3 separate regions of the Homo sapiens genome follow, and regions 2 and 3 are each linked to region 1. Evidence: read pairs that join two places in POLR2A ChIA-PET (ENCODE). Cell type or tissue: PC-9. All regions are shown on one strand. Region 1 overlaps MYO1E (myosin IE). Region 2 overlaps MYO1E (myosin IE). Region 3 overlaps MYO1E (myosin IE).

What was found. ChIA-PET counts read pairs that join two places held together with the same protein. Peaks named below come from ENCODE experiments on the same cell type or tissue, not always from the same donor. Only the 100,000 strongest peaks of a DNase experiment are listed, where the experiment ranks them.
Region 2: POLR2A ChIA-PET joins it to region 1 with 12 read pairs; 2 of 35 experiments call an interaction of 5 or more read pairs at or near these places.
Region 3: POLR2A ChIA-PET joins it to region 1 with 23 read pairs; 3 of 35 experiments call an interaction of 5 or more read pairs at or near these places.

The regions. Positions count from the first base shown.
Region 1 is chr15:59,187,147-59,195,146 of GRCh38, forward strand. It overlaps MYO1E (myosin IE), which reads right to left. Exons shown (of 28, transcript NM_004998.4): 18 at 972-1,070. Among named protein-coding and RNA genes, the nearest start is that of LDHAL6B, 16 kb to the right of the region's middle. In PC-9, no CTCF peak of the experiment used is centred here; DNase peaks (open chromatin) are centred at 4,435 and 4,955; H3K4me3 peaks cover 1,118 bases; H3K27ac peaks cover 3,561 bases.
Region 2 is chr15:59,286,054-59,294,053 of GRCh38, forward strand. The region is part of intron 1 of MYO1E (myosin IE); the gene reads right to left. Among named protein-coding and RNA genes, the nearest start is that of MYO1E, 83 kb to the right of the region's middle. In PC-9, no CTCF peak of the experiment used is centred here; no DNase peak of the experiment used is centred here; H3K27ac peaks cover 6,953 bases.
Region 3 is chr15:59,273,255-59,281,254 of GRCh38, forward strand. All of the region lies in intron 1 of MYO1E (myosin IE), which reads right to left. Among named protein-coding and RNA genes, the nearest start is that of LDHAL6B, 70 kb to the left of the region's middle. In PC-9, no CTCF peak of the experiment used is centred here; DNase peaks (open chromatin) are centred at 1,087, 1,463 and 3,507; H3K4me3 peaks cover 510 bases; H3K27ac peaks cover 7,874 bases.

The sequences.
Region 1 (8,000 bases):
TTATGTGTTACACTAAACAGACAGCCTAATGAATACTTATGGCTACTGATTTATTCTACAATAAATAACAGTAAAAGAATTATTATTACAATGCAATGATAAAAAGACAAAACACCCAATTAAAAAATGGCAAAGGGCCTCACAGACATTTCTCCAAAGAGGAAATACAAATGGCTAACAGGCACATGAAAAAATCCTCAATATAATTTGCCATCTGGGAAATGCAAATCAAAACCATCATGAAATACCACTCCACACTCACTAGGATGGTTAGAAAATAACTTATGTTGGCAAGGATTTAGATAAATTGGAAGCCTCAAATACTGCTGGTGGTACAAAATGTGAAGTGGTGCAGCCACTTCAGAAAACAATCAGGCAGTTCCTCTCAAAGGTTAAATGCAGAGTTACCATATGACCAAGCAATTGCACTTTGAAGCATATACCCGAAAGAAATGAAATATGACCACATAAAAACTTGTACACAGATTTTCATAGCAGCATTATTCATAATAGCCAAGAAGTGGAAACAACTGACGTTTATCAACTGATGAATGCATAAGTAAACTGTGGTATATCCACACAATGGAATATTATTCTGCAATTAACAGGAAGGAAGCATGGAAATGCAACAACATGGATGAATCTTATGTTCAGTGAAAGAAGTCAGTCACAGAGGACACATATATGATTCCATTGCTATGAAAAGCATAGGCAAATCTATAGACAGAAGGTAGATAAGTGACTGACTGGGCCCAGAGGCAAGGGGAGAATTGGAGGTTGACAACAAAGGGAAGCGTGATTTCTTTTCAGGGTAAGAAAATGTCCTAAAATTAACGGTGGTGATAGTTGCACAACTCTGTGAATACGTTAAAAGCCATTGACTCGTACGCTTGAAGTGGGTGAATTGTATAGATTTGAATTATAGCTCAATAAACCTGTTTTAAAAAAGGCCAGAGTCACTAGTTCATTACCTCTGTAGGAATTTTTGGAAGATGCGCCGATAGGCATAGCCAGCTCTTCTCACTCGAATGTTCTCTTTCAGACCCAAATATTCGACTTGATGCTTTACCCTGTGCAAAGGAGAAAATGGGGCCTGGACATTACTGGATAATCCTTTCACTCGTGTTCTTACCAGCCAACCCCCAAGCCCCCAGTTCCAAGCTGTAGGGAAACATATTCAGAAGACTACAATTTATAGTGTTCAAACACTGAGCTGACCTCTCAGATGACATAATGCTAATTTTTAAATATTGAAATACAGCAATTAGGCTGGGCGCAGTGGCTCACACCTGTAATTCCAGCACTTTGGGAGGGTGAGGCGGGTAGATCACCTGAGGTCAGGAGTTCAAGACCAGCCTGGCCAACATGGTGAAACCCTGTCTCTATTAAAAATAAAAAAATTAGCCAGGCATGGTGGCACGCACCTGTAGTCCCAGCTACTCGGGAGGCTGAGGCAGGAAAATCGCTTGAACCAGGGAGGCAGAGGCTGCAGTGAGCTGAGATTGCACCACTGCACTCCAGCCTGCATGACAGAGTGAGACTCCGTCTCAGAAATAAAATAAATATAAATAAATAAATAAATAAAAATACAGCAATTAAATAACAGGGCATTACATATCTATTTCAAAGAATAACAGTAACACAAAGACCCATCTATCACCTAGAGTATGAACAAAAATATTGGTTAATCAGAAGGCTAAAGGAAAGAACTTTTAACTTTTGAATTAAATGATGCTAATGCTGGTTTTGTTATTGAACTTAAATTTTAATATTGATTATGACTTAATGGAACTACACTTCTAGGCTTTTCTAATACAAGTTACAAAAGGGCATTTAAAACTATTAATTTCAAGTGTGTACATTAAAAATGGTCTAAAATATATCTAAATTATAGTTTTAGTTGATTTCTTCTTTCTTACAAGAATTTTTTTTTGATACAGGGTCTCACTTTGTCATCCAGGCTACATTGTAGTGATGTGATAGCTCACTGCAGCCTTGACCTCCCCAGGCTCAGGTGATCCTCCTATTTCAGGCTCCTGCGCAGTTGGGACTACAAGCATGCACCACCACACCTGGCTAATTTTTGTATTTTTTGGAGAGACAGGGTTTCGCCACTTTGCCCAGGCTGGTCTCAAACTCCTGAACTCAATTATCTGCCTGCTTTAGCCTCCCAAAGTTCTGGGATTATAGGCATGAGCCACTGTACTCGGCGTGTTTCTTCCTTTCCTTTCCCTTCACTTTCCCTTCCCTTTTCTTTCTTTCTTTCCCTTTCCCTTTCCTTTCTTTCTTTCGAGACAGAGTCTCGCTTTGTCATCCAGGCTGGAGTGGAGTGGCAAACTTTCTTTCCTTTCTTTTTCTTTTCTTTCTTTCTTTCTTGAGTCAGAGTCTCACTTTGTCATCCAGGCTGGAGTGCAGTGGCAAACTTTCTTTCTTTTCTTTCTTTCTTGAGACAGAGTCTTGCTTTGTCATCTAGGCTGGAGTGCAGTGGCAAAATCTCGGCTCTCTGCAAACTCCGCCTTGTGGGTTCAAGAGATTCTCCTGCCTCAGCATCTCGAATAGCTGGAATTACAGGCATGTGCCACCATGCCTGGGTAATTTTTTGTCTTTTTTCGTAGAGACGGGGTTTCGCCATGTTGGCCAGGCTGGTCTCGAACTCCTGGCCTCAGGTGATCCACCACGCCTGGCCCATCCTGGTTTCTTAACAGTAAAAATCTAGCAATGTCTTTTGAAAAAATGGATGTAAAGAACTATTAGGTTAATATTCTCACACATGAGGATTTTCATACCAGAAGATGCCCCATGCCCCACACCTTGGGGATGCTGATTTAGTAGGCCTGCACCTTGGGGAGGCTATTTTAGTACACCTGCTGGGTCTAAGGTGGAGCACGGACATGTGCCTTGTGAAAACCCACCACTTGCTGGAAAACACAGTGCTCTGGATGCCGACAGATCCTGAAAACTTGCTTCAGATCATCCACTCTGGGAAGATAAATTGGGCCTGGGCTGCGTGCTGCGCGAGCTGGCTGAACCAGACACTTGGAAACATGGTATTTGAGGCAAATTAGACATAAAAAGTAAGGTCTCTCTCTTTCGAAGATGGAATGTCAGGATTGTGCTGCAGTAGGGAGGTAACTCCTCACACTCCCTGTTTGGTACATTTGGGGATATCTGTGCTGATAACGGGGCTAATGCGCTCAGCAAAATGGGCCTTTCAGGAGCTGCTGAGCTGAAAAGACAATCAGAAGCATCCTCATTCCGATGTCACGCAGGTTCCCAACAGCTGTCTTCCCAGTAAGGCTCTCACAAAAACCACCATTTCCAATTAAGTCTCATACTTGCGGATGTCTACTGTGGGCCAGTCACACACAGTGCCTATTGCAACATGCTAGGGTCACCAAAAAAGGACAATGCTATGATTCCTGCTGGAGCCCACACAGGCAGCACAGTGGTTAGGAGCCAGGTTCTGGTGCTGCATTCCTGCTGCGCCACTGGCCCTGCCACGATGCAACTTCTCTGTGCCTCTCAGTTTCCTCTTCTGTAAAAACAGGAATGGTGGCATAAATTCTTTATTTCTAGACGAGTACTTTCTATGGAAAGCACTTAGTTCGTAGCACGAGCATGTAAAGCTGTTATTATCGTCATCCATTCCCAGCTACAATATGTAAACCAGGATAGGAGAATAGAGAAGGAAGTGGATTTTTCACAGCACAGGGATTCTCAGGAGCACTGTGATGTGCCTGGGCCTGGAGGGGCGAGTTGAATCCATGAGGTATACAGGACAAGGCAGAGGGCTGTGAAAGCAAAGGTACAAGAATAGGAAAGGCCAGTGGCAGGGTGCTGTGGGACAGGAGGAGGGGGACAGATGAAGCTCGAAGTGGGGGTGCAACCTTGGCTGATGGGAAGGATGTCACAATGGGAGTGGTGTTTAAGAGTCTCCAGTTTGATGGGTCTTACAGAGCCAAGAGCCAGAAATGTTGATTCCTCTAAGATTATTAACTTTCAGAAAGCCTCTGTGTGCAAAGAGTTAAGCCGGGCATAGTGGCTCACGCTTGTAATCCCAGCACTTTGGGAGGCCGAGGCGGGCAAATCATGAGGTCAGGAGTTCGAGACCAGCCTGGCCAACACAGTGAAACCCCGTCTGTACTAAATATCCACCTTTGCCCATATAAGTCAGACAGACAGAGACAGAGAGAGAGAGAGAGAGAGAGAGAGAGAGAGAGAGAAAGAAATGTCATGTCAATTAAAAAGGTAATTAAATTGAAAAATAATTAATTTTCCTTTCTCTCACCCTCCAAATCTAAAACTCGCCACTGGCCTTTTCTCTAGTGAGAAAAATGCATGAAAAATGCATTTAAAGGTTCTGCTCATTTTAAAGTACTTTTCATAAACACTGGCTTCACGCCAAGCTTTCGAGGCAGGGAATGCATCACCCATTAATTCAAGCAGAAACGTTCCTCTCCCATGAATCACATAGGAAGGAATATTCCTCATGTTAAAACATTGTTTCATTCATTATAACTTCCACCATCAGGAAATTTTCTGGTAGAAATGAGTCTAGCAAGTCCTGTAATGTTTAAAATTTGGGGGTCATCAAAGCGACACAAGTTGATTTTTGCATATTCCTGGAGCACTGTCACCTCCTCAGTAGTCGTTGATCAGACAATGCCCAGTTGTTCCCTAGGCTATGCCAACTCCATCTTGCAGAGGGAGTCTTTTTCCAAGACTGTCCCTGGCCGTTTACTCAAATTGATCAGGGCTAGAGAACTCTGCAAGGCAGCAATTCAGAATGCAGGGCAAGCAACCTTGCCAGAAGCCAAACAAAAACGCATTTGCAACAGGAAAAGAAAAACCCTACACCTCATAAACTTGTGGAATGAGTAACCCTCTTTACCAGGAGCTTCAACTGGGTGTGTAATCCCAGCCAGTGAAGCACACTGCCCTTTCACGGACCCTAACACTCCTGACTCATGGATGGAGTGAAACCATTTGTTACACAATAAACCCAAACCAGGATTAAGGGTGGAATCCCAGAAAGCGGTCTTACTGGAATTATAAATCAACGCTCGACCAACTAATACCTTGAACTTCTTAAAACCAGTTTATTTGAATGCATGTCATAAAATTCTTTGCTGCAATTCAAAGGGGAATCATTTAAAAAAAAAAAAAAGAAAAGAGAAAATACCATCCTCATCCTATGAGGATTTACTGAATAAAATGTACCACTCATTTAATTTCTCCATTTTCTGATATTCCAATGAATTATGTTGGATTTTTACAAGGAAGTAGCATCAGGGTTGGTGAACTTCCAAGCAGCTATTGCAAAATTTCTATTTTAGAGGGGCTTTCAGTAGAACTATCTACGTGGGGTAGAGGAGGGTGTGCTAGGGGGCATTGATCAGACAATGCCCAGTTGTTCCCTAGGCTATGCCAACTCCGTCTTGCAGAGGGAGTCTTTTTCCAAGACTGTCAAAATGCATTTGTAGGGCAAGTGAGATGTTTTCATTTAAGAGTATTTGCTGGGAAGAGCAGGTGGATAGAGTTTGAAATGGGGGAAGGTGGGCTAAGGCCCCCTTTGGCAATACCTCTGCTTCCAAGACTCTCATGGTTTATTTCTAAGGTTGACTAAAGATTTGGTTGGAGTAATCATATTGGGATATTGATTTAATATCACTGTTCTGTTGTGTGTGTGTACATGTGGATGTATGTGTGGGTGGGTGTACAAGTGTGGGTATGTGTGAGAGGTGAGTGTAAAAGTGACAGAGACAGAGGCAGACTGACAGCCACTGTCTGGAAGCCTTCATTCTGTCAGACTGAAGGAGATCCTATTCTAGATGGACCCTCTTAAGAGGAAGGAACTGAGGGCTAAGGAGATGAAGAGTCTCGCTCTAACAACTTAGTGATAGGTCAGCACCGGGACACAGTCTAGTTCTTTGCTCTAGATCAGTGATTCTCAAAGTGCAGTGCCTGGGCCATCATCACCAGCACCACCTGCAAGATTTTTAAGATGCACATTCATGGGCCCCACCTGAGACCCACTGCATCAGAAACTCGGGATGGAGCCCAGCAATCTCAGCTTTAACAAGGCCTCCTGGGGATCCTGAGGCAGGCTCAAGTATGGGAACCAATGTAAGAGAGCAAAACAAGATGTTTTCTGTATGATTGATTGATTGATTGACTTGGGGTCTCACTCTAACAGCTGGGCTGGAGTGCAGTGGCTCAATCATGGCTCTCTGCAGCCTCAAACTCCTGGGTGTAAGCATTTTACATCTTTAGAGGAGAAGAGATGACAATGCTGCTACCCTCTTAGTCTGAAAGGAGAAGCGGAACTATACATTTCAGAAAAGCAGAGGCCAAATTAAGTACCTCCAAGAGAAGGGCTAAGATGGGGAATGCTTATATTTCATGTCCTAGAGAAACTGTTGACGGAACTGAGAGGGATTAACCTGTAGAAGAGAAGATTCAAGAGAAACACGACGGTCACCTCGAACTAACAGAAAAGGTGTCCAGTGGCAAAGTAATGAGAATGATTCTTATCGCAGATTGAAAACCTGGGATTAGGATAAAAGTGACCTAGAGAAGGACTGTACAGCCTCCTAAAGTAAGAATTGACCAAAGAAGAGCTGGTCACCTTAGCAAGTATGAGCTCCTCATCCGGGCCTGAATATCATTAACGGACAATATTGTAGAAGGAATCTGACTACATTAAATTGAAAAATTTCAGAGATTCAATAGAAAAGATGCCTTAAGCGGTCAGGGGTGGTGGCTCACACCTGTAATCCCAGCACTTTGGGAGGCCGAGGCAGTTGGATCACGAAGTCAGGAGTTCAAAACCAGCCTGGTCAAGATGGTGAAACCCCATCTCTACTAAAAATATAGAAGTAGCCAGGCATGATGGTGGGCACCTGTAATCTCAACTACTCAGGAGGCTGAGGCAGGAGAATCACTGGAAACCGGGAGGCAGAGGTTGCAGTGAACCAAGATCATGCCGCTGCACTCCAGCCTGGGTGACAGAGCGAGACTCTTGTCTCCAAAAAAAAAAAAAATCCTTAAGAATATGCATCTATGGATGAGATTATTCAGAACATAGTGGCCTGAAAAGATGGCAGCTCTTACATCCAAGCAGCCTGGCTTCTTCAGAGGAGAGAACAGACTTAGACTGCATGCCGAAGTATTCAATATTAAATAGAACGAACTTTCAGACAGTAAATGTTTGACCTACGTGTTTTTCTTACTATGGATCTGTTTCCTCCTGTAAAGGATCAGGCATCATCTATCTGCCATGGTTTAGGATCTTACTGGCAGGAAGGAAAATGGACACACCTGTCCCTCGCAGGAGATAATCGGCAGCTAGGAATTTTAGTCCTTGTCTTCCTGTGGAAGCTAAACCTGGAGTTCTTCACTCGACACCTAAAAGAGCCTACCTTCTTTTCTCCAAGAGAGAAGACAAGAGGTAGCAATTCTGGTAGGCTCCCATCCTGGGACTGATACTAGGTGACGATGGCTAGGGTCCTCTCTGTAGTTTAAGTCTCTCCCTCCTTCCCATGCTTCTATGGACAGTGGGATCAGGCCTCTGAACAATGTGTGTCTGGGTCTCCCAGCGGGCCACAAAATTCATACCCTCTAGCCACCACCTTAACAGGCTCCTCCTCAATGCCGCCATTTCTTCCTGCCCAGGCCACTTCCCTAAATCCTAGCTGTGGGAGGAACAGTGATGCAGGCTTCACTGGAAGTCAGGGCAGAAAGGGTTTGCTGAATTCTTGTGCTCTGCATTTCCCTTTGACATCTTTCCTCCCAGAGTCGTTCTTCTCATCAATACGGTGCTTAGGGGGAATGCCAGAGCCTCCAGCTTGTCCCCAGTGTCTTCACGAGGCACAGCAAATGCTGGATTGTATTTCCATCAGCTCTTACGCCCTCCACTTTCCACCCCAAGCTAAGCATTCTAGGCCACATCCTGTGGGTCCCGATCAGGGGCTGGGTGGACTAAGAATGTCTACACAGAA
Region 2 (8,000 bases), 99 kb after region 1:
TAACTGAACAATTTCTTGTGACATAATATGAACTATCACCCTGTACCATGGAACAAAGAAACTCTAATTTAAATGCTATTCTGAGAAAAAGAACAGTATGCAAAGAGTTATCAGCAGGCTGTGGCAGAGTTGATATCAACCTGCCAAAAAGTCAGGACTTCCTATCCTTGGAAGAATCTCTCCTATACTGCTTGCAAAATACGCATTATTTATAAGTCATGCAAAATGCTGGAGGTATGCTGACATGAGTTAACCAACTACTCACATGTTATGGTTTTCTCAGATTGCCCTATTTTTCTGAAAAATGTTTGGGGCATATCTGAATAAGAACTCAATTTTTAAAAGTTTTATAAGGTTGATGAAATTATTTTCTCATCTCTGTCTTTTAAAAGCCAACGTGGAAACTCCACAAGAGTATAAAGAGTTGGATTTTAAGGAGCGGTGACACAGGTAAGGTGTTGGTGTGTCATCTCTCACTTAGGGGTACTGTGTCTGGACGTGCTAAGCGGGGGAAGGGTCTGGATGTGATCAGGGGTGTCTTGATGTGGGCACAGCCTTTGTTGTGGGTTTGCTATAGGGATACGGAGTCCAGGGAAACAAGCCAAGCTCAGGGGCAAGGAGCATTCCCTGAACAACCACTAGCCAACGCTGAACCAAATGCAGAAGTGAGGAATGCCTGTTTCTGGCATGGTTACTTCTGGACCCTTGGCTTGCCTGATCTGCTCTGATCTATGGCACAGTGGCACCATGTCCCTCTTGGGGCAAAATGTAACCATAAGGGCATTGGTCTAGGGGCCTTTAGGGTATCAATGACACATGTTTACAAACAGAGATCTCAGACCACAGCTGGTTGATGGGTGGCAGAGATGAGAGTCCCGTGGGCACATCTCAGGGAGAAGCCACAAGAGCAGCCACTAATCCACATGGCAGATCAGTGTCGCCAAGGGTCCTGCAGGCTCAGGGCCGCTCAATGTGTGATCACAAACAAGTTCATCCTCTCACTCCCTTCCACCACCTGACAGAGGATGCAGGGCTATCTTGCTGTTTCTTCTGATCCATACCTTGGACTTTAGGAGTGGGCTTGGGGAACTTAGAAGGGGTGGGGAAAATTAAGAACAAGCTTGATAATTCAACTAAAAGCCCTAGGATAGACATGAAGGGAGGCACTGTCTTCTAATGGGCCTGCTAGGGGCTTGTCTCTCGGAACCCACACCCAAATCGCAAGCCCAGTTTGCAGAAGGCAAGCACTGCAGCATGCAGAGACGGGAGCCTTATCTTCTATTGATGTGTCCTTCCCGACAGACTTTCTGAGGGCTACCTGCAGTTGCTGCCACCTCCCCAGCCCCAAGTTCAATCAGCAAGCTCTAGAATGAATTTGCAATAAAAACCAATTTGGAAGATCAGCACGGCTTCACTGATCTTACCAGGACCCTCACTGTTGTATGCTTCTAGGGTGGCCACAAATAGGTAGATTCTGCCTTCCTTTGATCAGCTTAGATCTTTATTAAAGGTTCAACAGCAAGCCAATAGAGCAGGTCCTCGGATGACGCCATTTTGTGATAAAGATAATGAGGAAGAAAAATGGATTCCTGGTCCAGCCAGTGAGGAGTCTGCATGTTTTTCCCATGTCTGTGAGGGTTTCCTCCCACATGCCAAAGACATGCACATTGAGTACATTGGGGTGTTGACATGGTCTCAGTCTGAGTGAATGTGGGGGATTGTGTGAGCACCCTAAGATAGGATGGCCTCCTGTCCAGGCCTGGTTCCTGCCATGCTCCCTGAGCTGCCGGGATAGACTCTGGCCACCTGCAACCCTCAACTAGAAGGAGTGGATCAGAAAATGCGTGAATGAATGATTATAAGTTATTGTCAAATGAAAACTTTTAAAGTAGATGATAGTCATACAAATACATGACAATCAACAATGTGCAGCGAAGGCGCTCAGCGAGCCTGCCATGTTCCTGATGGGTTTTGAACTGCGTGGTGCACAGAGGCACTCCTTACAGTTCTCACTTTGCAAACAATTATTCCTTAACTCAAACCCCACTACTACTACCACTGTCACTCACCGACTCACCAAATATTGGGCAAATAATTCTATTACTTTTTTTAAATTAATCTTTCTTTTCTTTTCTTTTTTGAGACAGGGTCTCACTCTGTCACCCAGGCTAGAGTGCAGTGGTGTGATCACAGCTCACTGCAGCCTGGGCCTCCTGGGCTCAAGTGATTCTTCTGCCTCGGCCTACCGAGTAGCTGGGACTACAGGTGTGTGCCACCATGTCTGGCTAATTTCTTTAGTTTTTGTAGGGATGGGGGTCTCACTATGTTGCCCAGGATGGTCTCGAACTCCTGGGTTCAAGCGATCTTCCTGCCTTGGCCTCCCAAAGTGTTGGGATTACAGGTGTGAGCTGTCATACCCAGCCCCGTTCAGTGCTTTTGAGTACATTAAAAGAGATAACGCACAGAGATTTCATATTACCCAAGCTCACAGTACCAGATGAGTAAAGTTTTGCATTGGTTATTAATAAGTGAACTGGGATACTACTAGCCACTAATATAGCTCTGATTGGATGTATGATATTTCAAGAAAGAGACTGGGTACTGTCATCTCATCTGGCTAATAAGATAATAGGAGGGACAGGATTCAAATAAAAAATATAGAACTTTTAAAGTTTCATGATGCTCAAGTGATGTATAACTGGACACTATAAATGTGAGTCAATTTGAATATGGGATTCTGAGAATAGGGATCCGCCACAGAAAAGAAGACGACAGACAGTAGCTGCAGAGAAGATACATAGGGAGTTCAGCAGGCTAACCAAAATGGAAGCCAGTGACAAAGACCATTTGAGCAACAGACTGATGCCTTGTAGGCAAAAAATTAAGGTGTTTAAACAAACAACAAAGTGGCAGGGATAAGGAAGGGGCAGAATACTTACATATTTACATTCAGAACCCTAAAATATTGTAGCTGGAAGGGGCCTGGCCTATCGATTAAGCAGTGCAAAACTTTTACTTTACAGATGAGGGACCTGAGGGCCAGAGAGGTGAAAGGATGTGTCCACGGGGCCATCCTGGACTGGAACCAGGACTAGAACTCGGGTCCTCTGACTCCCAGCCCAGCACTGTGCAGCTCTCTGCTTCCAGTCCCTCCTGAGCAAATCTGTACCAAAAGTTTTTTGTTTCTGGGAAGAAAAATAAGGCACTATTTTGGATGCTTACCATAAAATAATCAGCTGAATCCAGGCATTTATATAATTTGAATTTCTCAAATAATAAGTAATACCATTTGTGAGCCCTGACCCTCTGGCAATCAAACTGCATGAGGAGACTGGGGTCCATCCAAATATTATATATGGGAGCAGCTCAATTTCATCTTAGTTTTTAATGTAAAGATAAATACAAATTAGGTTTTAATATTTTCTTTCCAGTGAGTTTCCTTGCACATAAAAGTGCATAGACCCCACTTTGGAGATCTCTTTCCCAGAACCCCTTGTCATCCACCCAAGACACAGGTGTCTGCTTATGGGAAGAAAGTAAGAGTTAAGGCATTGGCTTGAAATCTAGAAACAAGACAGACAGAAAGGAAAAAGGCAATCTCCAGAAGATGAGGGGCAATGCCAGCAGAAATTAGAAAGCTGTCATCTAGTTAGAGATCTCTGGCTGTAGCATTTCAAGGTGTTCCTTCTGCCAGTAACTCTCTCCTGCCAGAATCACTAAAACTGAAAGCAAAACACAAACTGACCATGTCTGATGTGATTATGGACATGGTTGGGTCACACCAGTTTAAAACTCACAACTCCCTAGAAAATCCAAGGAAATTTTTGCATTTCCTTCTCCAAGAATACTTACTTCTCATTGTATCTGTGAAATATAATATGGCATCAAAAGGGCAACCCACATCAAGAAGTGTGCCCCACAATGTTTGGGGATCGGGGAACGGGCATCACTTTTCTTGAGCACCAACCATGTTCCCAATGCTACGTTAGGTGCTTTGCGTACATTGTTTCATTTGGTTTCAAAAGAATTCTAGAAACAGGGAGGTACTGTGATCCCCATTTAACAGATGAAAAACTTGGTGACAGAGTGTGTGTGTCCATGGAATCCAGATTTGTACTGGTTTGGTGGCTTTAGAAACCTGGCAGCTTCTATTAAGGCTACGGTAGAAGACAGAAGAAATGGATTCCCCACTCGGTGAAAATATCTCACGGGAGATGTCCTCTGAGAGCCAGGTTTCATATGCAACCCTTGAAGCTGCCTTTAGATCCCACAGTGGTAAACTGGATGAAGTGTTACCTTGGCTACGGAACAGAGCTACCCTTTCTAAACAGAGGGACATTTTGGGTACCTTGAATGACTGACTCTTAGAAAGATCACGGGCACAGGAGATGCCTCAGCAAAGCTGAGATCAGAGCTTTGGAGCCACCCTGCGACATCTTTGGGCCTCTGCCTTGTCTCCTTGAAAGCATGCCTCGTAGCCAGCTTCAAAGTCAGACTCCCCATGCCTGGTGTTCAGTAACAGCGGGCTTCTCATTCAAAAATTTTGCAGAGGTAATAGACTGTGACTTTCTTTTGTGACAACGGTGCCTCAGCACAATCAGACAACTTGAATATGTTTAAAATAACCTTGCAGAAATCCTCAGAAAAAGTAGGCAAGATAGACATCAATTGCCAAAACAGTCCCAGCTAGGGATCCACTGGAGGAATTTTTAACATAGTTTCCAAAGTCAAACAGCATGCCACTCTCAACCCTGCAAAGTCAGAGCTGGTAGTAAATGCTGGGTTCCCTTGCTGTACTGACAGGAATGAGAGTCAAAGGTGCTGAGATAAACACACAAATTATCTCAAAGCAGTAATAGTAAAAATCATTTTATGCAAGGAATGGAGACCAACTGATACCCACTCTCCGCATTAGGTAGAAAAGAGTGTGCTCACACAATTAAAGTACAAGACGGCATGCTCGATTTGGGGCAGGACAGTGAATAGAAAACAGAAGTCAACATCACCACCTCAAACAGAGCGTTGTGCTCACAAACTGCCAGCAAGACCACAAGCATATCTGCAAAAACATTTGCATGGTTTCTGGTTGCAAAAATGCTGAAAGGATTTGTACGATACTCTGTTCCCAAGTGCACAAAAGTCTCTTTCTACCTGAGCCCAGCGACCCAAAATATGAAGAAAAGCAGCACCAGTACTCCTGATATTCTTTGCTGGTCTGTGACCCCTTCCTTTCCTTGGAGTTGGACCAAAAACACAGTATTACCTCCTAATCAAATAACCAACACCCAAAGATACCTGGGTGTGACTACATGTCAATTCAAGTTCACCGGAGTTAAAAGGAAAAGGTTTCACCGATTGTTTGTTGGTGTTTGTTGGAGGCTGGTGTGTTTAAGATACAGAAGTAGCTGCTAGCTTTGCACTAAAACAAACAAACAAAAGCACATTTCAATTATTTTTTATTTATTTTTTAAATTTAGTGCAGCAAAAAGAGAACAAAGGTGGCCAGGCGTGGTGGCTCACACCTGTAATCCCAGCACTTTGGGAGGTCAAGGCGTGCGGATCACCTGAGATCAGGAGTTTGAGATTAGCCTGGCCAACATGGTGAAATCCCGTCTCTACTAAAAATACTAAAAAAAAAAAAAAAAAAAAAAAAAAAAAAGAGAGAGAGAGAGAGAAAACAAAGATTAACAAAAAGAGAAATAGCTTGAGATGCCGAGGAAGATAAAAAGCAAATGATTTAAATTAAACATGAGGGAAACATTAAAGAAGGGAAGGAAATAAAACAACCCTAGGGATCTAAATAGACAACAAAGAAAAGTTGTTTGATCACAGGGCAAGCAGTATGAATAAATCAAATACCATAAATGCTCTAAAGGAAAAAAAAATTTTAAAAAGTTTCCTTCCAACTCTCATTCTAAGGAAACCACAGCTCTTTTGCTTAGTATAACTATAGTTCACATGCTAAATAGCTAAATTCAGCTTTTTAAAATCTACCCAACACTCTCTAGATTTAAAAATGTAAGTAAACCGTTCAGATCCTATTGTTAAGTAAATTTTGTTTGGTGAGTGGATTTGTTTTGAGTGGCTGTGGATAAAGGCAAGGGGTGATTTTATTTTACTGGTCATTTAAAGATTACATTCTTTTTAAAGAAAAAAATCTATGATAGTTTTACAGGATTTCAAGGCAAATTCATCAGTTTTGTTTCAAACACACCCAATGGGTGTTTCCCTTGTCTCCAAATGAAAAGCCTTAATCCACCTTTTCCTACATGTGTTTCTACAGCATCTTCTGGCTGTGAGTTTGTACACCACTACAGAATTATTATTACTATTTCAACTCCCATGAAATGTACTACGACTGGCAGGCATATGAGTTCTGAAATTTAAAGTGCGTTACTAGAGAAACTAAAACTCATGTTGGCCGCAAGGATGGACAACAATACGAAATGCTACAGATGGCAATGGGAGGCCTAAAACAATGTGCAGTTCCTTTCTATTCTGGTTTGCCCCATTGTGTTCTGAATAGACTGAATCACTGCCCAGCTTCAGGGCCAGCCTCTGAAAGGCCCCATTGTAAGGGCTATGCTTTCCAGAGCAGAGTTAAGGTTGCTGTAGTAACCTTCACTATGAATTTCCTGACCAGTGTGATGAAAATCTCAACTGAACTGCGACAGTACTACAGCTACAAACAAGACCGCGAAATGAGCGTGGGTCTACCCATTTAGGGGGTCTTTCTTATCTGAACATAGCCCACTATCTACTACTTCAGGCATCCACATTGCCAAAGAAGGGACTAAATTTCTACAAGCCAGAGCTTGAGAGGTGACCTTGTTGTATAAAGTCTCAGGGGGATCTATCCCATAGGATTTGAGGTGGCAGGCAAATGGGAGTTTGTAGACAAAGGGGAGGCCTCGGCTCATAAACTGTTTAAGCTGTCCTGTGTGCTGGGCTGGGGAAGCCACTTTTCTGGAGTTGCACAGGGAGGCATGGGGGTACCATTGGTCCAAACACCACAGGTAAGGAATAAGTCTGCACTGAGTGGGAGAAAACAGTTTAGAATTCAGCAAGGCACCCTTTTTATTCTGCTAGGAAAAGAAGGGCAACGGACAATCACCCCCATCTACCAGATGGAAGGCACACTGGCTTAGAATGAAACCCCCTCCCAGTTAAGTTTATTGAGGGTTCCCTATCTGCCAAGCAACATTCTAAGCACTTTACTTATACTAACTCATTCAATTGTCCCAACAGTCCATAATGCTGGCATGATTATTAACTTGAGGTCAGGAGTTTGAGACCAGCCTGGCCAACATGGTGAAACCCCATCTCTACTAAAAATACAAAAATTAGCCAGGCGTGGTGGCAGGCACCTGTAATCCCAGCTACTTGGGAGACCAAGGCAGGAGAATCGCTTGAACCTGGGAGGTGGAGGTTGCAGTGAGCCAAGATCACACCACTGCACTCCAGCCTGGGTGACAGAGTGAGACTCCCTCTAAAAAAAAAAACAAAATAAAATAAATAATTTTTGTGAAATTAAAAAATATGTATAAAGCTAATGAAATTCAGCTGAATCTAAAATATTAAGCCCCTAACATATGTACAGTGTTGTTTTAGGCATCACAGTGAATTCAGAAAAGGTAAATGAAGCCCTCAAAAGTTTTTTCATCTGATGTAGCAAAAACAAAACAAAACAAAAAACCCTGATATATGGGCCAGCTGTGGTGGCTCACGCCTGTAATCCCAGCACTTTGAGAGGTTGAAGTGGGTGGATCACTTGAGCCTAGGAGTTTGAGACTAGCCTGGGAAACATGGTGAAACCCTGTCTCTACTAAAAATGCAAAAGTTAGCCAGGCATGGTGGCGCATGCCTGTGGTCCCTGCTACTTGGGAAGCTGAGGTGGAGAAATGCTTGAGCCTGAGAAGTCAAAGCTGCAGTGAGCCATGATTGTACCACTGCATTCCAGCCTGGGCAACAGAGCAAGACCCTGTCTCAAACAAAACAAA
Region 3 (8,000 bases), 86 kb after region 1:
GCTGCAGGGCTTCCTTTCATTTGGCATTTCTGTAGTGGGGTCCCCCATGTGTTCAGCTACGTGACAAGTTCTTATGGCACACTTGGGGAGCTTAAAGTCCTATGAAGACACCTAGATAATGATGGAACAAAGTGACTCATGAGCACTTGGGGAGCTGAGCACTTGGGCAGTTCAAAGTCCCTTGAAGGACACCTAGATAATGATGGAATAAAGTGATTCATGCGTCAATAACAGTCAACATAAACACACACAAAATGGGTGTTCCAGGAGTGGAGGTTAGGCCACTTTGTCCTGGGAGAGGCAGAAGAAATGACTTCCCAGAAAAGGAGCCATTTGAAGTAGGTCTAAGATATTTAGAATTTGCCGGAGGAGACCAGAGGAGGAAGGACATTCATTATAATCTATGCCGGAGGAGACCAGAGGAGGAAGGACATTCATTATAATCTACACTTATCAGCAAAAAAGCTAATAAATATGAAGTAATGGCAAATATTACATGACAATATTGGAAGATCCTCCCTTACCTTCAAATGCTTGCATTCTACTGGGAGTGTCGCCAGTGGGTAAGTGCAGTGGGCACTGCACTGGGTGAGACTCGCCCCTGCCCCCTCCCTGCTCACTGCTCGGGGGACTTCGAATGAAGAAGAGAAAAATTCTAAATAAGGGTATCTAGAAAGGCCAACTGCTCAGACATCAAAACTAGGATGAAAAAAGGGAAAAGGAGGCTTTTTGAGAGGAGAAGATGACAAGAAACAAGATGGAAGCCATTCCAAATTTTATTTTAAAAATTTATTAAATGGTTTACTTTTTTTTCGATGGGAAACACAGATCCTTTGCTAAGAGCAAGTTCTAAGAAGCTCTGGGAAAAGCCATCTTTTAAAATCAGCCAAGAAGGAGCTACCACAGGAAAAGTGTACAGTGTCATGGGCTCCTGCTCTGGAAAGGGATTCTGGAAGGCCTGCCACCCATGCTGTCTTGCAGAAGGAAACTCTCTATATCTGGCATTCTCAGAACCACATACAGCATCAATTCTACAAAATTACCTCAGACCTCACCACTCCTTCTTCCTCTTGTGGCAAAGCAGAAAGAGAAAAAAGCACTGGCCACAGCATGACTCACTAGATTTCCATTGAATGCCCATGGTCTACTTCCAGCCAGATAATTCCCAGTGATTCCTCCTCTCCTCACCTCCCCACCTTTTCCAGCTTTCTGGGCACCCACGGTTACTCTGCACAGAAAACTAGGGTCCCAGAGTAACCAACCTGCAGATTGGTTGGTTGGTTTTTAACCCCCATAGACATCTAAAAATGGAAGCAGAGTTGAATAAAACACAAGGGCTGTTAATAAGTACTTATTCAACTTCTATAAAGGACAAGAAACAGAGAAGCTCTGTGTCATGGTGCGTATGTTTGTATTGATCCGAAGAAACTGCCTTCCTAGCGTAACCCAAGTTTGTCTCAGTATCAAACCCATTGGTCTTTCTCTGTCTCACTGCACAGAGACACATTCCTGACTGCCCCACCTCAGAGGCTGTTTCCTCCTTTTTCTCATGGTAGTTATTTCCTAGCAGAAAAGCACTCACGGTAGAGTTCATTGATTCTCATAGTTCCAAGTATCACTCGATACTGAAGATTCCTAGCCCCAGTCTCTAATGCTCAAAGAGGACTCATTTTCCAGTCTGCTGTCTATATAACAAGGTGACAGTGGTTACAATATGCAAAGGAATTAGTTATTTGATTTGTGGAGGGTGTTCTACTTACTACTGCAAGCAATCCTAGGAGAGAGGGGTTAACATTCCCATGCCATATAGGAGGAAACTGAGATCTCCCGACTAGTAAGTAGCAAAAGCCAAGATGTGAACCGAAGATTCGATGACTATGGACGCATCCAAACGTGGTTTCTTCACAGTCTCATACATGAATGACTGACTTATTGGATATTTCTACCCGTTAAGTTTAACATGACAATGGAATGACAGACTGTCTCCAAAACCAAATGTATCATTAAAAAGACATACAATTTTTATTCATGACCACCTCCTCTTAGCATTAGAGACTAAAACACCAAAGTTATTTTTGATTTGATACGTTTTTTATATCCAATAGGTCACATATCAGTTTCTGTATCTCTCTCTCCCTCTCCCTCTCTCTCTTCCGCCCTCCCTCCCTGTCTCCCTTCCCTGTCTCTCCCTCCCTCTGCCAGGCAATTATAGTTACATATGTGAACTCATTCAACCTTCACAACCATCCCCCCATACTATGTATTACTATCTCTATTTTACTGCTGAAAAAACTGTAAACTGCCCAAGGTTTTCTAATGGTAACTTCTGTCTTTAGTGACCACTCCTCACTATGCATTTATTCTCCCCACTCCCCTAAAAACCCACCCAGATGAGGCAAAGGGAGAGAGTAAAGAACCTGGAGGTGGGAGCAACTCAGAGCCTTTGGGAGAACCTGACCTGCCCAGATCGTCAAGGACAAGGTGGATCAATGAAAGCTGGGAAGCTTTAGCAGAGGGTGATATGGTTATCAGCAAAGCTGGAAACCAAACATGGATGTGCAGACCCTCAGCCCAGCCAGGGAAGCTGAAAAGTTCCCCACAGTGAAACAAAAACCATTTTCTGTTGCTGGGTAGGGGACAACAGAATTTGCTACTAGTGTGACTTGTCCAGAGGCACACAGCCTCTGCACACAGCCGCTGAATGCCAGGAGTTACATGGGCGGTGTGGTGGGGCATTGTTACCACGCACTATCCTACGCTCTAGGGAGCAGAGGCTGAAAGTTGTTCTAAGACACAAACTACCGCCCTAGAATTGTGAGAATATGCAATAGGGCTCTGGGGCAACTAACCCTTCGCACCCGTTTTGCCCCTCATTTCTTCCTCTACCCCTGCTGAGAGGCAGGGGCAGGTTTGGCTGCCATGTGTGCTGGGAGAGGGGCAGCAGAGATGGTTCCTCATCAGTGTGAGGGCAGCCATTCTCTTCAGAGGGCAAAGGCATTGTTTATTGGGCTACTACTTCATGACTCTCAGGCGAGCTTCATTTTTGAGTAATTCCCTTTTGCTCCCCCCACTAAAAATGGTACCATTTTAAACAGGTGGATACTCAGCAAGGTATTGCATTTTACAGCAGCTCCTGGTGAGCGCAGCACACTGTACAAAGGGAGGAGGGCAGTGGCGGGCGTGCCAGCTACGACATGAACGTAATAATAACAATAATGAAAAGTTACTCTTATCCCTGACACTTCCTACAAATTATGACGGAGAAATTTCCATTAGATAGAGATTGAGTGCAGACACTCTCAGATCCACATTCCGTTTCTAAGGATGACGTAGTTTATTAAAAAGCAGTTGATTCATGTGCAAGTTCTGGAAAGTAGGGTACGCCCCTATCCACATAATAGCCTGGTTTGTTGCTAACATTTAAGAGGTGGAACCCAAACACCAGAGTCCCTCACACACAGGAAGAACTCGGCCTTGAGGCTGGGAACCTCAGATGGGTGATTCCCTGACTGATTTTTTCAAAGGTGGAACCTCACTGACTGGTGTCTGTTTACCAGGGTGGGGACCAGGAAGAGCAAAGGTGAGTCAGCATACACAGGAAGGATTATTCTCTCCTGAAAGTCCACCTTCATTGCCCAGGAGACAGCCCCAGGGTAGGCCTGGCCCCACGCGGCAGCGGTTCTGCAAACACTTCATTAGTGTCCCAGGGAGCACTGTTCTTTGATGCATCTGGGAGAAAGGAGGAGTTACCCATATACTTGGTAACCACTATCTTCAAATGCCTTCAAATGCCCAGAAAAGGGAGACAATTAAGTGTGTTGTGTAAATACAACAAGGTCCCCCACCCCGTACAGGGCAGTGGGGAGGAGGTGACCATCAATACTCTTACAAACTTCTACAAAGAGTAAACTGCACAGTATTTTTAGGTAGCAATTTAGAAATCGGTATTGAAATTTTAGACACACAGACCAATATATAAACATAGTTAACTAAATAAAAATCAAAGTCTGGGCCAGGCGCGGTGGCTCATACCTGTAATTCCAGAACTTTGGGAGGCCAAGGTGGGCGGATCACAAGCTCAAGAGATCAAGACCATCCCAGCCAACATAGTGAAACCCTGTTTCTACTAAAAATACAAAATTTAGCTGGGCATGGTGGCATGAGCTTGTAGTCCCGGCTACTCGGGAGGCTGAGGCAGGAGAATTGCTTGAACCCAGGAGGCGGAGGTTGCAGTGAGCTGAGATCGGGCCACTGCACTCCAGCCTGGCAACAGAGCAAGACTCCATCCCCCCACAAAAAAAAAAAAAAAAAAAAAAAAACATCAAAGCCTCATCCTCTTTGAGCCAGCAACTGTATTTTTTAGGAAACTACCTCAAGATACACCTGCAAAAGATACATGTGCAAGGTTGTTCACTGTAGCAAAGTTTGTAATAGGGAAACAGAAGCATCATTAAGGGACTGATTAGAATACAGAATGCTCTGCAAAGGAGTACTTTGCAGTCATTAAAGGAACTTGCATGTCCTGATATGGAAAGAGCTTGAAGATACTGTTTCATTGAAAGAGTAGTCAATATGTGGAATACATATGGAATTACTGAATTTGTGTAATTTTTTTAAAACGGCATGTTTGCTATAATTGTTTTGTTGGTACTTTTGGGGAGAAGACCTGGAGTTTTAGGAGAAATGTAACCTTTATTTTCCATTTTAGACCTTTCTGTACAGTTTACATTTTTTAATCATATGCATGTGTTAGTAAAATCTTAAAATAAATAGAAACATCAATATAATTGAGCATTTTCTGGGTTGCTGTTGGGCACTGACCAGGCTCTCAAAGTCAAAAGCCAGGACTGTCCTAAGACTGGATTCTATGCTAAGTCCAGGTTTGAAAGGTGATTGGAAGACGCTGTGTGGACAGTAAGATAGTATCATGTCTGAGCCATTTAGTTGGCCCATGAGCACAACAGGACAGCAGATTTGATTTCAGAAAACCTGGGACTAGAATGCCCCCAGTGTTATAAGTAGATCACCCTGAGAAGCAGATAAACCATATTCTTACGGTGAACAATGGACAATGGGTAACACTCTGGCCTGCAGTCAAACTGAGCTTGTTTTGTAATGGGATTTTTCTGTCTCCGTGAGTAATAACAGGAAAGGGACTACCTATTTTAATTTTAAGACATTCTGGAATTCCACCTTTTACATTTCTGCCATTTTACTGGACTGAAACATTTACTTCCACTGCAAATGATGAAAAATCAACCAAAAATATTTGTCTGTCTGCTACATACAAGGCACTGGGCTTGCAAACTGGTCTACAAACCAGCATTGGGCTTGCACTTTATTTCAACTTTATGAAATTTAAACCCCTAATATTTTGGTGATGGGAAGATGTGTCTCTGAAGCAAGTATGTGTGTGCTGGACTTCAGTGCACAGAGTACAATATGAGGAAAAAGTGTTCCTGAAACAGTGCATGGGGGACAGGGTAGTCAGTAGCCAACAACCCACTCTCAACCCCTTACACTCCTAGATAATTGGAACATTTACTGAAACCAGAAATACGTGCCAATGCTTTTTACATAATTATCTCATTTAATTCTCACAACACTTGCAAGACACAAGTATTATAATTTCTGCACTATTTTACAAATGGAGAAACTGAAGCTTGGGGTCATAATGTACCATGTTGCCTCTGCTTGGAGTGGGTGGAAAAGTGCACTGAGGGGGTGGCACGTGAGGCTCGGGGAAGGGAATACTCAATGAATATGGAGTATGTGCTTATTCATAAAGTTTCATCCATTTAAATATATGTGACCATACCACAGATTCATTATTTGTGTAGCATTTTCACATACACGTGGTCTCCTTTCATCCCTGAGACCTGACACAGGGATTTCTGACTTCCTTTTCTCTGCTCTTTCTGCGATACCAAAGCTCACTTCCAATATCATCGTTAAGTCCAAGTGTAGACACAGGCTCCAGGTCTACTGTGGGTCCAGTGATCTCTTAGTCAGTGGTGCCTGGAATCAACCTTCCTAGAAGAGCTGGCCCCCGGTGGAGAAGTGTTCCACCACTAGAGCAAACATATAATGTATCATTCAGCCCGGGACACTTTTGATGCAGAAGAGAGTGTTGTTAATGATAAAGCTGGAGGAAGGCACATAAACTGGGACTGTCTCAGGCTGCTAGGTTGCATCTGTGACCAACTTGATCTCAAAAAAGCCAAGGACAACTCTCAAAGACTAGCCCTCCCAGCCAAGACCCTGTGCCACTTAGCCATAGGGTGTCACACAAATCAGTCAACCTCTTGGAGCCTGTCCCCTCCTCAGCAAAAAGGGGTTCATAACACTACACTCCCCCCTGGGCCACTGGGAAGATCAAATAAGACTGACCATCAAACCACCCCCAATCCTTTTAGGGGTAGAGCTGGTTTTACATGATGACATGATCCAGTGCATGGAAGGTGCACACCAAGCCAGCAACATTGGCTGAGTGGGTTAGAAGGGGGAGGGAAAAAAAGGTTTGTTGAAAATAACAAGGGATGGTAAGGAGCCCCAATTTTGTTTTGATTGAACGTATGATAGTATTTATATGCACTATCTCTGTACAAAAATACAGTTGTTAAAATGTTGTGGTTGTTTATCTCAGTGTACTTTCTGCACTGTTTTATTTTTCTGAGTATGTATATATAAAATATACACACACAGAGCTGTTTTCATTGTGAAAAAAGTTAGATCAAATAAGATAATGGATGTGAAAGTCTTGCTAAGCAGAATGAAATATATAAATGTCTGACACTGTTTTCCATATTTTTTATTATTTCATGTCAACTCAGTCTCCAATTCTTTTTGTTTATTCCAGCTTGCAGATATAGCAAACTTTTTTTAACAATAGGCTCCCAGAAAGAAGAGACACGACAGCTTTCTTTTACTTTCTCTGCCTGAAATGTCAATCTCAAAAGGATCATTTTCTATATCAATGAACAGTTCAAAGATAAGATGTTGTAAATGAACAGTTAATGTATTCCATCAACTCTAAGATGCATTCTTTTTCACATTTTCACATTTTGAAATTAGGATGTCTTATAATCAACTGGACGCAGCAGCTCATGCCTGTAATCCCAGCACTTTGGGAAGCCAAGGTGGGCAGATCACTTGAGGTCAGGAGTTCAAGACCAGCCTGGTCAACATTGTGAAACCCCGTCCCTGCTAAAAATACAAAATTAGCCTCGTGGTGGTGCACTCCTGTAATCCCAGCTACTCCAGAGGCTGAGTCAGGAGAATTGCTTAAACCTGGGAGGCAGAGGTTGCAGTGAGCTGAGATCGCGCCATTGCACTCCAGCCTGGGCAACAAGAGCGAAAGTCCATCTCAAAAAAAAAAAAAAAAGGATGTCTTATAATCAATGATGTGTTATAGCTTAACTGGCAGTTTTTTTTTATTTTTCAATACTGTAAATAAAATAATGATGCTCCTTTTATAACCAGTAGCATCTTAGGTGTGATATATTCTGGCGCATGACATTTACTAAGGGCCAGGTACTCTTCAAATATCACTGTTTAATATCATCACAGATGAAAAAATATTATAAAAATTTTGATTACTCTGGAAGCATTGTACCAAATACTAATCTCACGTCAGGAACTGTGTAGTGGCTTTACTGGTGAGGCTGATGATCACCCAGTTTTAGAGGCTTTGTTGCAGAAATTTTTGTAGCTGCCACCCCCTCCCCCATCCTCACCTCCAACCCACTAGAGGATGAGGACAAGGGTCCTGGATGACAAGCTGCCCAAGAGAAGCCACCCATCACCAGACCACAGCTCGCAAAGCAAGGTCTTTACGTAATTTCCTCTTCGCTTTGTAAAGACATGTTCAAGTTTGTATCTCTTTCAGCCTACAGGTTCTTTCAATATTAACACCATTTGAAGCAGAAAGGTGTCCCACCCTCCATGCGATATGTCTGCCCTGGGATTACTATGATGTCTGACTTTCCCCATGACTTTTC